2 separate regions of the Homo sapiens genome follow, and region 2 is linked to region 1. The links are chromatin loops, found by intact Hi-C in ENCODE. Cell type or tissue: PC-3. All regions are shown on one strand.

Evidence for each region. Peaks named below come from ENCODE experiments on the same cell type or tissue, not always from the same donor. Only the 100,000 strongest peaks of a DNase experiment are listed, where the experiment ranks them.
Region 2: it touches region 1 in a loop (11-fold over the local background); 2 of 110 quality-filtered maps call a loop at or near these places.

The regions. Positions count from the first base shown.
Region 1 is chr3:79,531,613-79,539,612 of GRCh38, forward strand. The region is part of intron 2 of ROBO1 (roundabout guidance receptor 1); the gene reads right to left. Among named protein-coding and RNA genes, the nearest start is that of MIR3923, 28 kb to the left of the region's middle. In PC-3, no CTCF peak of the experiment used is centred here; DNase peaks (open chromatin) are centred at 189, 479 and 3,309; H3K4me3 peaks cover 716 bases; H3K27ac peaks cover 2,577 bases.
Region 2 is chr3:79,868,110-79,876,109 of GRCh38, forward strand. No RefSeq gene overlaps it. Among named protein-coding and RNA genes, the nearest start is that of ROBO1, 100 kb to the left of the region's middle. In PC-3, no CTCF peak of the experiment used is centred here; a DNase peak (open chromatin) is centred at 4,552; H3K27ac peaks cover 2,172 bases.

The DNA.
Region 1 (8,000 bases):
CTTGAATTTTAAGGTAGTATACTAGAAACGCTGGCAAAAATAGCAAATTGATACTTAAACTCTGTTTCACGTTTTTCACAGGCATTAATAATCTCTATGCCTATCTCAGTAGCCTAGCAGAATGAGACACTCGGTGTTGATTCATATGCAAACACATTTCTTAAATTTGGTATTTGCTTTAAGGATGACACATTGCTTAAGGAATATCAAACCAACTCCAAGCATGAAGTCCGAATCATAGTATGAATTTAAAAGCATAAATCAAAATTATTACCAGGAAAGACCTCTGTAATTAGGAGATAAATTGTAGAGATAGTAGGAACAGGAGAATTAAGAGAGAGTAGAGAGTTTAGAATTTGGGAATACGATCTGTTTGAGAGAGAATTTGAGCTATTTCCTGAAACATCAAGTTGCTTGACTGGTGTGGATCATTTAGTCAAGGTAAATGGTATGTAAAGAGCAGGTCTGACCAGAGCAAAGGTAAGGCGATGATGGTTAACTCTGAAAGCAAGTTTGAGTAATGTAATTTGACCTAGTCCTAGACATGTTGAACATTTTTCAGGGATTTTTGATTTGGATAGCACAAATTAGATGTGGAAGTGACTTACATGAGGCTATTTCAGTATCACTAAGTCCACGTAAAGTGACACTGCTTATAGTTTGTCAGTAGGAATAAAAAGAAGAAAATAAAGGGAAGAGATTAGAATCAATAGGAGAAAGAACTGACACTGAATTCTACCTTAGCACACAAGTTGACCCAAAGTTTTATGATGTTTATATTTTTCTAAACATAGAAGGAAAATAAATTTAAATTCAATTATGAATGTATTATAAAATGACAAGGTATGCCATCACTAGAAAAATAAGTCAAAAATGTAGTTAAATAGGTCAGGCGTGGATGTGCTATTGAATATAAAATAGTCAATCTGAATCCAGAATTTCTCAAACTATAGAACTGGTACAGAGGAAGAGCAACAGGCAACACATATTTAAACTACTGATCTTTTCTCACATATTATTAAAAAAATCAAATACAAATGCACATCTCTTATCTTCTCTGAATCTTGAATCACAGGAATCCCATTTGCTATTGTCAAAAAGCAAACAAACAAACTTGGAGGTTTTAAACAATCTAGGGATTCAGAGATAGAGCGAGGGAAGCAAATATCAGGAGCAATTCAGACAAGAGCTGGCTTCCAAACAGAGAGGCCTCCTAGTTTTCCCTGACTCCAGAAGCCATCTCACTTCACATCCTACACTGCGAGCAATTCCAGCATGTATGGTTTCACTTGGATTAATCCTTCAACACTGAATCATGTTTAGGGGACTGTCAATTAGGCATTATATGTAATAGTTAAATTAATCATCTGCTTTAAAAAAAAGTATCTTGTAATTAAGTACCTTGGAGAAGAATTGATCCTTTAAACCATTAAAAAGGGTGGAGACGAATTTTATTGTATTACAGAATTTTTCTTGGTTCTTTAGTAGGCTTGAGCCCTGGAGGGAGAATAGGGAGAGGGCACTTTTATAATATGGAGGCTGCAGAAAAGGGAAGGGAATACAGTATAAACTCTATGATTTAGATCTTTGAGGACTACACTAATGGTTTCTCCTGGTGAATACCTAAAATATTTTTTACATCATCCATTGCATCATTAAGTAGTACCTAGTATTTTCTTTTGATTTACTATGTAAAATTATTTTTAAACATTTGTCTCATGATTATTTCACTTTCTACAGAACTTCTAAATCAATATGATGACCTGATGGGATATGAATATTTAGTTTTTTCTTTCTTTAAGTATGTTCCTCTTATAGTTAGCCAATAGCTGAAGTGACATCAAATTAGTAGTAAATATTTAACTTTATTTACTAGACTAATATTCTAATGACTTCCTTTTATCAAACTGCTATAGGTGATTGGAAATGTGATACTTTTGTGGGCTCTAGAAAGATGAGGATCAGGATTGGGTCAATTCTGAACTTCCTTTCTGCCCTTTAAGTGCATAAAATGATTCTGAAAATAGAGAACACCCTCAGTATATGCAAACTTAATTGAACTAAATGTTTTTGCCTCTGCCCCTAATCATTAATATATTTTAATCGATTTACAAGCTCTTTTGAAATGCAGAAAAGTGTTTTAAGTATTAGGACTGTACTGTGTTTACTATCTTCTATCCAAGCTTCAAATCAATGTGTAATAGAGGCTTTGCAATACTGATAGTTTTTTAGTGGTAAGCAGAAAGATGTCCATATCCCAATTCCTGGAAATTGTGAAGATATTTCCTTACAGGGCAGAAGAGAATTAATGTAGCAGATGAAATTAAGCTTATTAATCAGCTGAATCTATTATAGGGAAATTGTCCTGGATAACTAAGGTTAGTCCAGTGTGCTCACGAGGGTCCTTAAATGCAGAAGAGGAAAGCAGATGAGTGAGCAGCAGAGTGACGTGAGAAAGACTCTAATAGGTATTGTTGGATTTGAAGATGATAAGTAGCCACTAGTACCTAGGAAGACTCTAGATGCTGGGGAAGGCAAAAAAAAAAAAAAAAAAAAAAAAAAAAATCAATTCTTCACCAGAGCATCCAGAAAAGAAAAACAGTCCTGCTGACACCTTGATTTTGGCCTGTCGAGAGTTATTTTAGAATTATGACCTACGTGACTTAAATATACTTGTGGTTTTAAGTCACTAAATCTGTGATGATTTTATACTACTGAAATAGAAAACGAATATGCGACCATTTCTATGTAGAGAGCATAGTTGTCGCTGTCTAGCCTAAATTTGTTAATGTCTTTCCTAGTTTCTCTCTGGTTATTAGTTTCATGGTTCTAGAAGAAACTGTTCCATTTCTTAGCTAACATCATGAAAGTCAAGACCTTCTGAGTATATTGTTAGATTCAATTCTCAGACAAAGCCTGAAAATCTCTGTAACGCTGTTTTAAAGAATGGGTGAATATATGTTACTTCCTGTTGCTTTCTCCAAGGTAAGAAATCTTAATCATTTCTTTTATACCAATGCTTTCCTTTTGGGTGAGTTTCAAAAGAACTAAATGTATAGCACATTCAAGGTTCAGTCCTCAGCCTCCGGGGCTGTTGTTCCCTCATCAAACTGCCAATCCATCTATTGGCAGATTTATTAAGGCTATTTTAAAAATTAAGCCTCCTAGATTTCTTGTCTCCAAATAGAATTTGAATCTGATCCTGCAGGCACTCACCTGACCTCCCCTTGAACCTCTATCCAGGGCTTCTTATTCTCCCTGCGTTTGACTTCTTGGGTGACGCATACTAACGACTGCAGCTTTACCTCTGACACTGGCTTAGTCAGTTCTCTGCTTAGTTTGATGTTTGCAAATCATGATCCACTGCAGTGCTTGTCTGTGCTTTCCATAGTTTAATGTTAAGTCATCTTTTATACGATCTCTCCTAGAAAACAATTTGTAGGACTAATCCCCAAATGCCTTATTTTTTTTTAGTTCACTATTTTTCATAATTAAGAAACAGTTACAGAAGAATTATCCCGAGTCTTCAATTCTGATTCAAAAGAGAAATATTCCCTTTCAGCAACAAATCTTCTGGGGATACAGCGGGAATCTAATTCGTATCCATTTAGAAACACTAGGATGTTCACACACATGAATTGGGACACATTTTTTATAAGTCCAAAAAGACACATTATTGTAGAGCCTATGTCAGATTTTCCACAACACTCTGCAGATGTCCCTCCTCTAAATGTGCCTGTAACTAATGCACCACTGACAATTAGGACACCATTTTTTAGCATGAGCTACTGAGTTCATGAGAAGAAAGGGAAGTGTGGTACATTTTCCTCTCAAAGTTTATGTTAAAGTAATGAAAATGTGGTAGGCACTGCTAGTGCCCTATGTAAGAATCATGATCCACTCCTTTCTTGGTGACAGAGGTTGTCTGCAATAACAAAGATAGGAATTTTCAACTACTTTCTTTTCTGCTGTTATTTTGGCAGCAAAGTTATGAGCATGATGTCAATCCTAACCAATGGGATTTTAGGAAAGGTGTGTTGGACACTTCTCAGAAATGTATTTTTTTTATGTAATAAAATAGATTGAGGAGATTTACTCCCTGCCATTTCTTACATGAATGTTGACATGCTAGGATGTGACGACGAGCTGTGGCAAAAATCTTTGACCATCAAAGAAAGTTACGAGACCAGAGAAGCAGTCACTCACACCCTTGATTTCCTCTTCTCTCGATCCCATTCCTTTTACCAATATGAGGATTTTCTTCAAGAGGTTTTTTTTTGTTTGTTTGTTTTTGGTCTATATTTGTATGCATTTATTGCACATGCACAAATAATTTTTAATGCACTGAGATTAAATAAATATCTGCCTTTCCCTGGATCTATGCCTGGATCTTCCTATTAACAATACATCTTGGAGATCTATCATAACAAACACAAAAAACACCTTTTAAACCGCTACATAATATCTCTAAATAATTTGTACAGGTTTATAGATGCAGCAAAATAGGTGAGAATTTAATTTTTCTGAGGATTGCTCTGAAATGCTCTTCACATTTCAGACTATATATATACATATATATATCCCATATATCCCAGATATCTTTCCAAATTTATTAGTTTATATATACACACAAATACACACCTATATACACAGCCAAAGACACAAATGCATACACACATGATCACATATACATGCAAATAGTGATCTAGCTGATTCCAAGTCCTATTTGTGTATTTGTTCATTCCAGTGTATCATGCACTGTCGCCTTATGAAATGTTTCTGGAAGAGCAAATTATATTCCATCGCTTTCTGTCAATAGATTGATAATTTCTGCATTTCTTCAAGAAAATAAATTAGAAAATAGCTTGTAACATTTCATTTAAAATTTCTATTGGGATTTCAATTTGGATCTGATCAAATTTATGTATTAATTTGATTGCACACAGATGTTTAGAAGAATTTTTCAAAGCATTTGTTGTAAAATAATAATAGCCTGCTAACTAATCAAGTACAGTAAAAGTTTATATCTATATTAGTGATATTCATGAAACAATATCAATAATCAACAAATTTGATATAATTTTTTTCTCAGTTGCTGCAAATAATGAATCTTTGATGCCATCTGAAGACACTTAAAATTCTATGATAAAACTGTAGACTAGTGGAAAAAGTATAGGACATAAGGTCAAAATACTTGCTCCAAAATTTGACTTTGCTCTTACCTCCTTTGAGATCTCAGATAACATTCTTAAAGTCTGTGTCACTTTTTTCTTCCAATGTGTAGTAAAGAAGACTATTTCTAATTTTACAGGGTTGCTATGGGATCTAGTGAATCTATTTAAGCATTTTGGCATTTAAGTAAGCATTCAATAAACAAACCGGCATGTGTACCCTTTAACTTATACTCACAGTAAAAGAAACAATATTTTTTTTTAAGAGGAAAACCTAGACATTTGCCTTAGTGGTCTTCATTTATCTTTCCTTCTTTTTTCCTTTTTTTATTTTTTTTTTGACTCAACACTTTTATTTCCAAAGATACAGAGAACCTGAGAGATTAAGTGATTTTGGAAAATGACAAATATAGTTAGTGGTATAGCTGGAACTTGAACTCTAGCTTCTAGGGGAAGAAGGTTGTCTTGGGTTAGATTCCTCCAAAAACAGATCCTGAGCGAAAGATTTGGGAACAAATCGTTTATTTGGAAGGGGAACTCACAAGGCATTATGAGGGCATGGGAACGTGCAGGAAGTTACCCTGTGGATATCTGGAGCTCAGTCTTGCTGGGGAATCTCTGAGAGACTGTGGATAACTGAAATGTCCCACTATGGGACAAAGATTCTATGGAATTTCTCTATAAACTTTTACTCCCCATTGGCTATGGGCAGCTCTGTCGGGACTAATTCCACTTCCTGTCCATCTTCAAAATGGCTGAAATATTTCTGCACCAGAAATGCCCTCAGAGAGAAGCCATGGGTGGGTGTACATCAAGCTCGTCCAATCCACGACCTAGGAATTAACACAGGAACAGAAAACCAAACACTGCATGTTCTCACTCGTAAGTGGGAGGTGAACAATGAGAACACGAGGACATAGGGAGGGGAACATCACACACGGGGTCCTGTTGGGGGAGTGGGGAGAGGGGAGGGAGAGCATCAGGAGAAACAGCTAATGCATGTGGGGCTTAAAACCAGGTGATGGGTTGACAGGTGCAGCAAACCACCATGGCACACGTAAGCTATGTAACAAACCTACATGTTCTGCACGTGTATCCTGAACTTAAAGTAAAAAATAAAAATAAAAAAACACAAAAAAATACACAAACACTGATAGCTGATGAACTGAAAAAAATAATTGCAAAAATGTTTTAAGAAAGTTTACAAATTTGTGTTGGGCCACTTTCGAAGCCATCCTGGGTCGTCGATTGGACAAGCTTCATGTATCTTTCTTTTTATCTAAATATAGCCAATTTATTAATTCTACAAACTCTCACCAGAACCAAAACTACGAATAATAGCCCGACATTACATATGCTATATAATTTTAGGTAACATTATTACATGTGTGGCTGCTAGCCTTTGGATTTTGGATATGTAACACTTTTGTGTCTGAAGAGTTAATACAGATTTAATGTATCTTTCCAATCATGAGAGAGAAGTAGCACAATGACCAATATTGTATAGTTCATTTTCCAAGAGATACCCTTCCTTTGAGGATGTTAAATGTTTAAGGCAATGAAAAAATACTTAACAAAAAAACAGTACAAGGAGATTTTAAAAAACAGTATCTTATTTGGTAGTGCTAATAAAATCCCCAGAGATTTTATTTAGTTGTAAATGTTGGGCATATTATTATTGATACTATCACAAAAATGAATGCCCCAAATATTGGGTTGTGTCAGCTGTGCTTACTTAGTCACTTGCCTCTCAGCTACTCAAATGTTTACTGTTGGTTACCTGCAACCGAAAAGGTACATGGCAGACCCTGGCACATCAACAATAGCAAGGCCACCCATGGTATTACTAAATGTTTATTTGATAGCTTTCTAGGATCTGTCTTTTCAAACTGGAGACATTTATATGATTGTTTTCTATATTTTCCTACTGCTGTTTGGTTACAATGTTGCATTGTTTTAGAAATTGTTATTCCTAGTGCTAAAAAATCTTGCATCTCTTAAATGCCTAAACCTTATTAATAATGATTCCTTTTAGAGTTGTATGTAAATGTCATGTTAAATTTTATTTTTTGTAATCACTTTAATCAGAAACAAGGGAATTAGCCAGCTGTTTGGAACTCATGTTAAGATACAATTAAACATCTGATTGAATTTCCGTGCATAGCAAATAGCAGAGGCTAGAGTTTGTACAGAAAATAGACCACACTCAGCAGAAAAAAATAAGGTCCTACAAGATGACAATTGTGAGGGTGATACTGAGGGGTTTGTTCCAATATTTTGTATCTGTCATAACTTCCCCCAAAAAGAAAATCCCATAGGTTCCCAAATAACTTAGCATAACTTGTAAATCATGGCAAACAAATTCCTTATCAATTGAAACATTACTTTAAGCCTGTCAATATATTCATGCAATCTGTTCAAAGGAGAAGTGCACATTTAATACATTTTACAAGCTGGAATTATCAGATAATTTGTTATGGGATACTCCTTAATACTTCCTGCCCTTTAGGGTAGATAAAAAGGAACATGCACATAAACGTTATTTGAAAATAAGTTTAAGTTACACAAATGCAACATGGAAGCACACACGTAAGTTGTTTTACAAAAGAAATGTGTGTTTTAAAAAAGACTTTTGGGTAAATAGGCTATATCCAGAATAATTATGAAATGACTTATATAACTTTAGATCTTTTGCTATACAAATATGCCTCAATATTATTTTCATTTTCAATTATATATATTGAAACATGCATATGAAGAAATGAAAAATTAAAACTTCATTTTAATATTATAGTACTAGTATTAAGTCTTTGCTTAAGTGACATTATA
Region 2 (8,000 bases), 340 kb after region 1:
TGGTCTGAACTTACCCTTAAGCTCCAGACTTGTATGACTAGTCAGCTATTTACCATCTCTACATGTCTACAGTGAAATGTATATATGCCTTTTTTCCTCAAACCTGTTTTAGCCCACGCTCCACACATCAGTAAATAGTGCTGTTAGCCATCCAGTCGCTCAAGGCAAACACATAAGTGTTCTCTATTATTCCTTCTCTCTCCTCCACATCACAAGTCATCTTACCTCAAAAATCAGTCTTAGACTCTCCTACTCTCTCTGGGTTCAATGAATCATAATCATTGTTGATCTCTACAATTCTATAATAAACAACTACTACTACTACTATCACTCCCACCACCACCCTTACTACTAGCAGTTAGTTATCTAAACCTGCTTTCTCAATAGTTTTCATGCCTATACTTTTGTTCTTCTCTAATATGTTCCCCACAAATTAAAGATTTTGCCCATTTCTACTGAAATAACTAAATACTCCTTGAATAAATTTTCATTAATCTTAGAATGATAAAACATCCAAAGTCTAAAGGCCCTACTAAGATGAAAGGGCCCTTCAAGATCGGCCTTCAGTCTCCCAGCACTTGCTGTGCTTCAGCTGTGCTGGTCTCCTCTTTCTATACTTTAAATTCCCTCAATCTTGTTAGATTAGACTTCGTACTAATTTCTCTGGAGGCTGTTTTCTTCCATGCTGCAGGATTGACTCCTTTAACTTTCTTCAATTTACTGTTTATTTGCTACTTCCTCAGAAAATTGGTTCTTCCTGAAACATATTAAGTGAACTACACTTTTCCCATTTATTCTATAGTATGGACGATATTTTCGTTGTTGACCTTATGAAAGATTTTAAAATTTTATATTATTACTCAATTATCCAGTGGAATGTGAATCCGAGATTCAAGGATCTTGATTGTTTTGCTCAGTAGTTAATCATTACAGTCCGGTGCAGTGCAATGCTTGCTGTTTCAGTTGTAGTTAATGTTGAGTAAATATTTTCAATAATTGATTATATCATTCCCAAGGGATGTCAGATATTGATAGAGTAACACCTTGCTACTCGAAGCACGGTCTAGATGGGCAGCAGTGGCATCACCTGGGAGCTAGTTAGATTTGCAGAGCCTGAATTTTAGAAACATCCTAGTTGGTTTATGCACATTAATGTTTAAGAAGCATGGATTAATATACATAGATTTTTTGTTTAAACATGTACTACCTGAGACTCCAAGAATATTTTCTCCAAGTATGTTTAATCATAAAATGCTCTTAGAAATGAAGAATATTAAGTAGTTCTTGAAAAGGGGCAAATGGACCAAATGAATATGCAGTAGGTAGGAGCCTTAGGTGGTAGGGCATATCCGTAGTCCCAGCACTCAGGGAGGCTCAGGCAGGAGTTGAGTCCTGCTTGAGTCCAAGAGTTCCAGGCTGCAGTGAGTTATGTTTGCACCAATGAACTCCAGCCTGGGAGACAGAATGAGACCCTCTCTCCCTGAACAAACCCAAACAAAACAAAACACAACAGAATAAGTAGGAAAAAATTGAGTGTTTTAAGAAAGGCTTGTTGGCAAGAGCTAGTGAACCATATGTAAAAGCAATCAAGACTAGAAAAAGAGTTCTATGTCAGCATGGTAGTTGCATAGGATCAGGCATGCAGATCAGGATAAATGAAAACCAATTTTAAGTGAAGCCAGCAATTGGAAATTTAAATGTCTTCTTCAGATCTAAAGAAAAGTTGCAATCACAGAGATACTCAAAATAGAGTATTTAATACCACATGCGGGAGAGTTTATAACATATTGCTGTGATTGCTGAGGAAGTGGAAGTTGGCTATAGCTTTATTCTAGATGTGATTCAATTTGTATATCCACCTAATTTATATATAGTGTACTAAGAAAAATGGTACTATGACACAGTGTTCTATTTCCTACCATCTTCCTAAAACACAAAATAACTGAACTTAAATTTCCTAAAACGTAAACACAAAATTGATACAAAAAGTTGGCCTTTGGATGGATTTTTCGGTGTGGACATTTTTATTAGCTGTTAGAAGCGACAAGACTCTAACCAACCCAACCAACATTTTTTACAAGAGCAGGAAAACCAGAAAGTGATGTGGCTGAGGATTTCACATGAGTGAGAAGCAGCAAAAAAAAAAAAAAAAAAGAAAAACAAAATTCCTAGCATATTTTGATGAATTTCTTAAAATACAGTTTGAATAAAAATAAAGAAAAATATTAAATACAATAAAGCTACCCAATGGATATATGACACCTTTTCCTGACAACCCCTTTTTATGAAAATGCACTTCCTGAAGAGACAGGCCACCTGGTATCACACAGAATTCCCACATGGACTTTGTTAAGTGGTGGCATAGGATCATAGGATCATAAAGAATTTTTTGCTGAAAGTTTTTTATAAAATGCTAAATTTGGTTCTCACAACTGAATAAAGGGAAATGTACACATTTTCAAATATTCAAAAATATTCAATAAATTAAGCTGTAAAGTTATGCAACCATACACATCCAAATTCTTCTGAAACCAAAATAAATATAACAAGGGAAAATATGCTTTTGAATTATTTCTGCAGGAATCCTGTCTCAATGTAAGATATAGATTGGAATAACCCTGATGGTGCTTAGCACGAACTCTAAATATTTTGTTAGGTTGCTAACTAGAGTGGGAAAAATATAAAAAATAAACTTGGAATTCTATCTCTTTGGACATATGTATTCTAATTAATATATAGACATGCGCCTCAGCTGTAGTAAGATTATCAACGTAATCTAAATAGTTTTTTTATAATTTCATTCTTTGCACAGGGTGTTTTCTCAGCTTAGAATAATGTCCTTAGAGCAATGGTTCCCATGGAAAGCTTGACCACCTGCAAAATCGACTAATGTGAACCCACTACAAAATAAATTTCTTATTATTTTATTTAATTACATCTCAGAAATTCACATTAGAATATAAGGTTACTGAGGTCGAGGACCACAACTAATTCATCTTTATACTCCCAAGTCTAGTAAAGTTATCAATGTTATCCTAACCCTCCAATGTTTCCTGAATGAATAAGTACAAGGAATACAGATCTTAAATTAATACTCGATTGTGATTGTTGGTTCAGGTTTTCCATGAGAGTTCAGTCCCAGAGCAGTAAGTTAAAATTCCCACTTGTATCAGGATACGCTAACGTGTGATGCAGTATTCAAATGCAAAAGTCTTGATGACTTAAAATAAAGAAGGTTTGTTTCTCAGTCATGCCTTATTTCTATCGTGGTTGGCAGAGGTCTCTGTTAATTGTGGTCAGTAAAGGGTCCAGGCTGATGGTGTGGTCAGTGTTTTAATAGTGCCCGTTATCATGCCAGAGAGAGAGAATGATTAGTTACAAATTAGCTTTAAAAGCTTCTCTCTACAGCTACTAACAGCACTTCACACATTTTGCTGGCCAAAACAAATTAAAAAGCCAAATTCAATTCCAAGAGTAGAGAATTCCAAAGGAAGGGAGGAATCCTACCATGTGCCTAAAAAAGAAAAGCTGGGAATATTTGGCTAATAGCAGTAATGATTATTCCAACAAAGTTTTTCAAAGGTTTATAGGATCAGAATATAGTAGTCTATCACCATCTCTCATATTTCCAAAAATGGTATGTTGTGGTGGTGCTAGGCGTGGGAAGGGTCAATATTTTGTGAGAAATGCTGAGTAATGATTTTAATGCTGGAGGAGTTTTAACCAGATAAAAATGTTGTTGCTAAGGTTATCATAGATAAAATGCACATTTGTGTAACATGAGAGCTAGCTTAAGATATGACAAATGCATCTCCCATGCTGCTTTGTGATGCTTTGCATATTTTGAGTTATAATTGAATCTTTTGAATCTAGGGTCATATTTATACCTACATATAGCATCTCACTTCAAGCCCAAGCCAAAGAAAGACCTACAGCAGCAACCTGTACATAATTGGTGGCAATCAGTAAATTTTGCTTGTTCTTACTGCTCATATAGAACTCATTCAGAGTTCACATACAACTCTTACTACATTTTATTAAAATCTTAAGCATAATATTAAACAAGTTTTAGTTGAAAATTCTTGTTCCTCTTATGTCCAGGTTTAGAACTATAAGATTACAGAATTAGATATCCCTGTGGCCTTACTTCAAAAGAATTGAAAAGTAAACATACAGGATATATACAAAAAAATGTATGTTTTCAGGTAACATTTGTACCAAGAAAGAGATCTTCAACGTAGATTTTTGGCATCATATCTAATAAAGACTATGAATTGTTAATAATAATTATTATTTTATTCATATCATTAGTAAGTATATCTTTATACTTATTTTATTTTGAAGTCAAACAATTATTTCTTTGAGTGGTTGTGATTTTAAAGGGCATGGGATACTGAAGTCTGAAGACATCTTTATTTAAAGTATACCCATGTTTTTAAATGCCTTGTTGAAGTGAGTTACATTCTGGAAAAGAATTCTCAGGGCATATGCAGGTCAAATCCCTCTTACGTGCACCATTGCAATAAAAAGTTTATCATAACAAAAAGTTCATGTAAGTGCTGGCTGGTAGCCTATGTTAACAGAGTCCTGCATATCTAGCAAAAATGAATTCCCCAGCACTGAGTAAGAGTTCCAGAAGATTTTATCTCCAAAAGTCATACTAATTTTTAATTGCCCAAAGATTTATTCTTTATTATGAGATTTTTGACTCTTTTATTTCATTGAGCAATTGTTCATTTTTTTTCTGTGAGATGTATTGGTGAACTACCTGATTCCCAGAATTTTTTCTTTCTTTCTGTAATATTTCATATTCTTGAGATCCAGGAGGTTCAGGGAAGGAAGTACATACTATCTGTGTCCTAAGGTAAAGATTCCATACATTGCTGAGATTTCAGAGACTACTGCTTTCTATAGTTGAATTATTGTATTACAATAAACAATATTTAGTGAATAGTGAGTATCAGGTATTTATTTTTTCAGAGATCAAAAATATTAATACTGTTGAGCTAGGGCCTACCCACCCGCCTGCATACACACATAATGTACTAAGTATAAAGAGGTAAGCTTCACTTCCCTAGTAGAATGGTGGTATAAAATAAAGGCCTCCCAACTCTTTCTTTCCTATTTGCATGGGGGATAAGGGTGGCAGAGGTTGTATACAACCATCTATGGCTTCTGGGAATTCGTACTATGTTGGGACACAGCAAAATATGTGGTCTTATACATAAGGTCTTGGTGATATTCTATGGAAAGTCAATGGGGACTTGAGGATAAATGAGTGTACTGCTAAAATGAGTGCACTGATAAAATTATCAGTTACCAGATTCATGACATGGAGATGTGAGGACAGGGGAAGGAGGTGGCAAAGAAATTTAGAAGGGACCTGATTGTTTGCCAGACTTAGAAGTTTGAATGCCCACAAATCACAAAGATGTCAGAGATCAGATTCAGTGAGAGTAAGGGAGTGGGGAAGTAGAAGGACAGGAGATGATGGTGTGAGAGGGACCTATAGAGAAAGGTTTTGGAAGTGAATGAATATTACATGGTAATAACGCAGCCATGCTAGTAAGCAGCTCAGGCATGGTGACTGCAGAGAACACTGGGACTGGGCAACTGAGAATCCAGTGGAATAAAAGGAATGTAAAAATTATGAAGCTATTTTTTTGAGCAAAATTTATGACTAACAGTAATTACAGTTACTACATGTTGGGAAGCAGATTAAAAGTGGAAAAATTTACACTAACAACAGGTAGAGTTTAGGTTGAATAATTCTTACCTCAATCATACTTAGCTTCCATGACAAATGCTCCTAGTTGCCTACTTGATATTTGTTTCCTCATCCTTCTTTTCTAAGAGAACTGTGATTTGTGTGCAAATGTGTGACAGTATTCCGGTGTTCCCAGTTGTATGTACTCGCAGTGAGGCCTCTCCTAAGAGTTAAGGGTTCTCATCTGATATAGTCATCACCAGTGAGATTTCAGTGGAAATAGCCAGTTGTGTATTCCCGGTAACGATTTTTGTTTTTGTTTAAGAGAACTGACTTAGCTGGCTGCTAAGTGTGTGCTCCCCCAAAATTAATATGTTAAAATCCTATCCCCCTAATGTGATGGTATTAGGCAGTAGGGCGTTTGGTAGAAGAATATACCACAAGGGGTCCACACTTATGAATGAAATTAGTGCCCTATGAAAGAGACTTGGAGTTTGCCCCTTCCATCATGGGAGGATGCAATGAGAAGACGGCTGCCTATCAAGAATGGGAGCCTTACCAGACTAATGTGGCCATGCTTTGACGTCAGACTTTCCAGCCTCCAGAATTATGAAAAATAAATTCCTGGTATATTGTATTCTGGTAAAGCAGCCTGAACACACCAAGGCACTGACACTGCCAGTCTTTTTCTTTTGTCTTTTGTCCTTGATTCTTTTAACTGCATGGAGCAAGAATGCAATCTCTAGACATGAAGTTGCCAACTTTTGAACATCAAAATGAAGGCCTTAAATTAAAGATATCTGAGCAGAGATAGGTAAAGAGCCTGGACTTGGATGGTTTGGAGAAGTCACTTTATTATCATCCCTGGATTTTCTCACTATGTGATAAAATTTATCCCTATGCGATTAAGCCCCTATAGACAGGTTTCTGCTATAGGCAGCCAAACATGATCCTTAATTGGAAAAGCATCCAGTTGCAATGATGTTGCTATGGAACAGTTATGTCTTAAGGAATGAAACCCTGACTCTTCAGATGACTGACGTGACCTAATGGTGAACTCACCGATTTAAAAACAGGGCAGTAGTTGGCTGCTATCCTGCCATTTCAAATCTGGCTCTTCAGGTGTTCAGGAATATTCATAATCAAAAGAACGTTAATTTATTTATGAAAATCTATACTATGCTACTCAGTTTTCTTAAAATGTTATTGTTCTGTGAAATTGATCCTCAGGTTAATTTGGAGGGGTAAATAACTTGCCAGGTCAAAGTTTGAATAAATTAGAAAATGAAAGGCAGCATATGTTCTAAAAAATCTGAAAATTAGTTGCAAAGTCACAGTTAATTTAATTATCTGGTCTTACTGCCTTGGAATAATAATGCAAAATGAGAATTATAATAAAATTAGCCTCAAATATAGTCCATGGAAAATTTTAAGACATGATTTGGTTATCTACTTTAAATATAACTTTTAAAATCAAAGATATAATTTTAATGATAATAATCTATTTCATAAAGCCACATTTCCATTTCTATTGTGCAACCTAATGGAACACATTTGTTATCTACCACTATATTACATACTTTCATTGAATATTTTCAAATACAAATATGCAGACTAAAGATATAGAAAATAATGTGCAAATACAGAGTTGAATAAAACCTCTTATATAAATATGGTTGAAATACCGAGTAATGTATAATTATTCCAAGAAGCATAAGTAGGCAGATCTGGTATTTTCTTGAGTATGGCTATATAAACTGTGGAAATGCATGGTATGCACACAATTTAAAATGTTTACTTGTAAGACATCTCTGCTTCTAGGGTTTAAACACTACGCCAGGTCCAGTTTGAGTTACCTTTGGAAGAAAAAATAGAACTTCCTATTCTGTACAAATTTCAGGCCACTAATCTGCCTATTAATTATATTAAACACACACATGCATACGCATACACAAGAGCCCGTGGTTTATTGTTCCCAAAACTCTGTTTACAAATTAAAGAATTTTCTGGTAGGATTCAGAATGATTTATGTCCATTAAATTGACTTGGTAACCACCAAGCATCATCTAATTTAGAGTCCTTAGAATTGACAGTTAAATAAAACGAATGTTATTGAAGGTATTTTTCATAAAGTAAGCCTTCTTGCCTAGATAAAATCTCTTATTATCCATTTTGGATCTTACCTATCTTAGTAAAATACGATCATATTAAATTCCAAAGTCCAAGATGGGTTTTGCACATACATTGTAGTTTCTAAAGTCTTTCTAAAAAAAATCTCAATCCATGAAAAGAT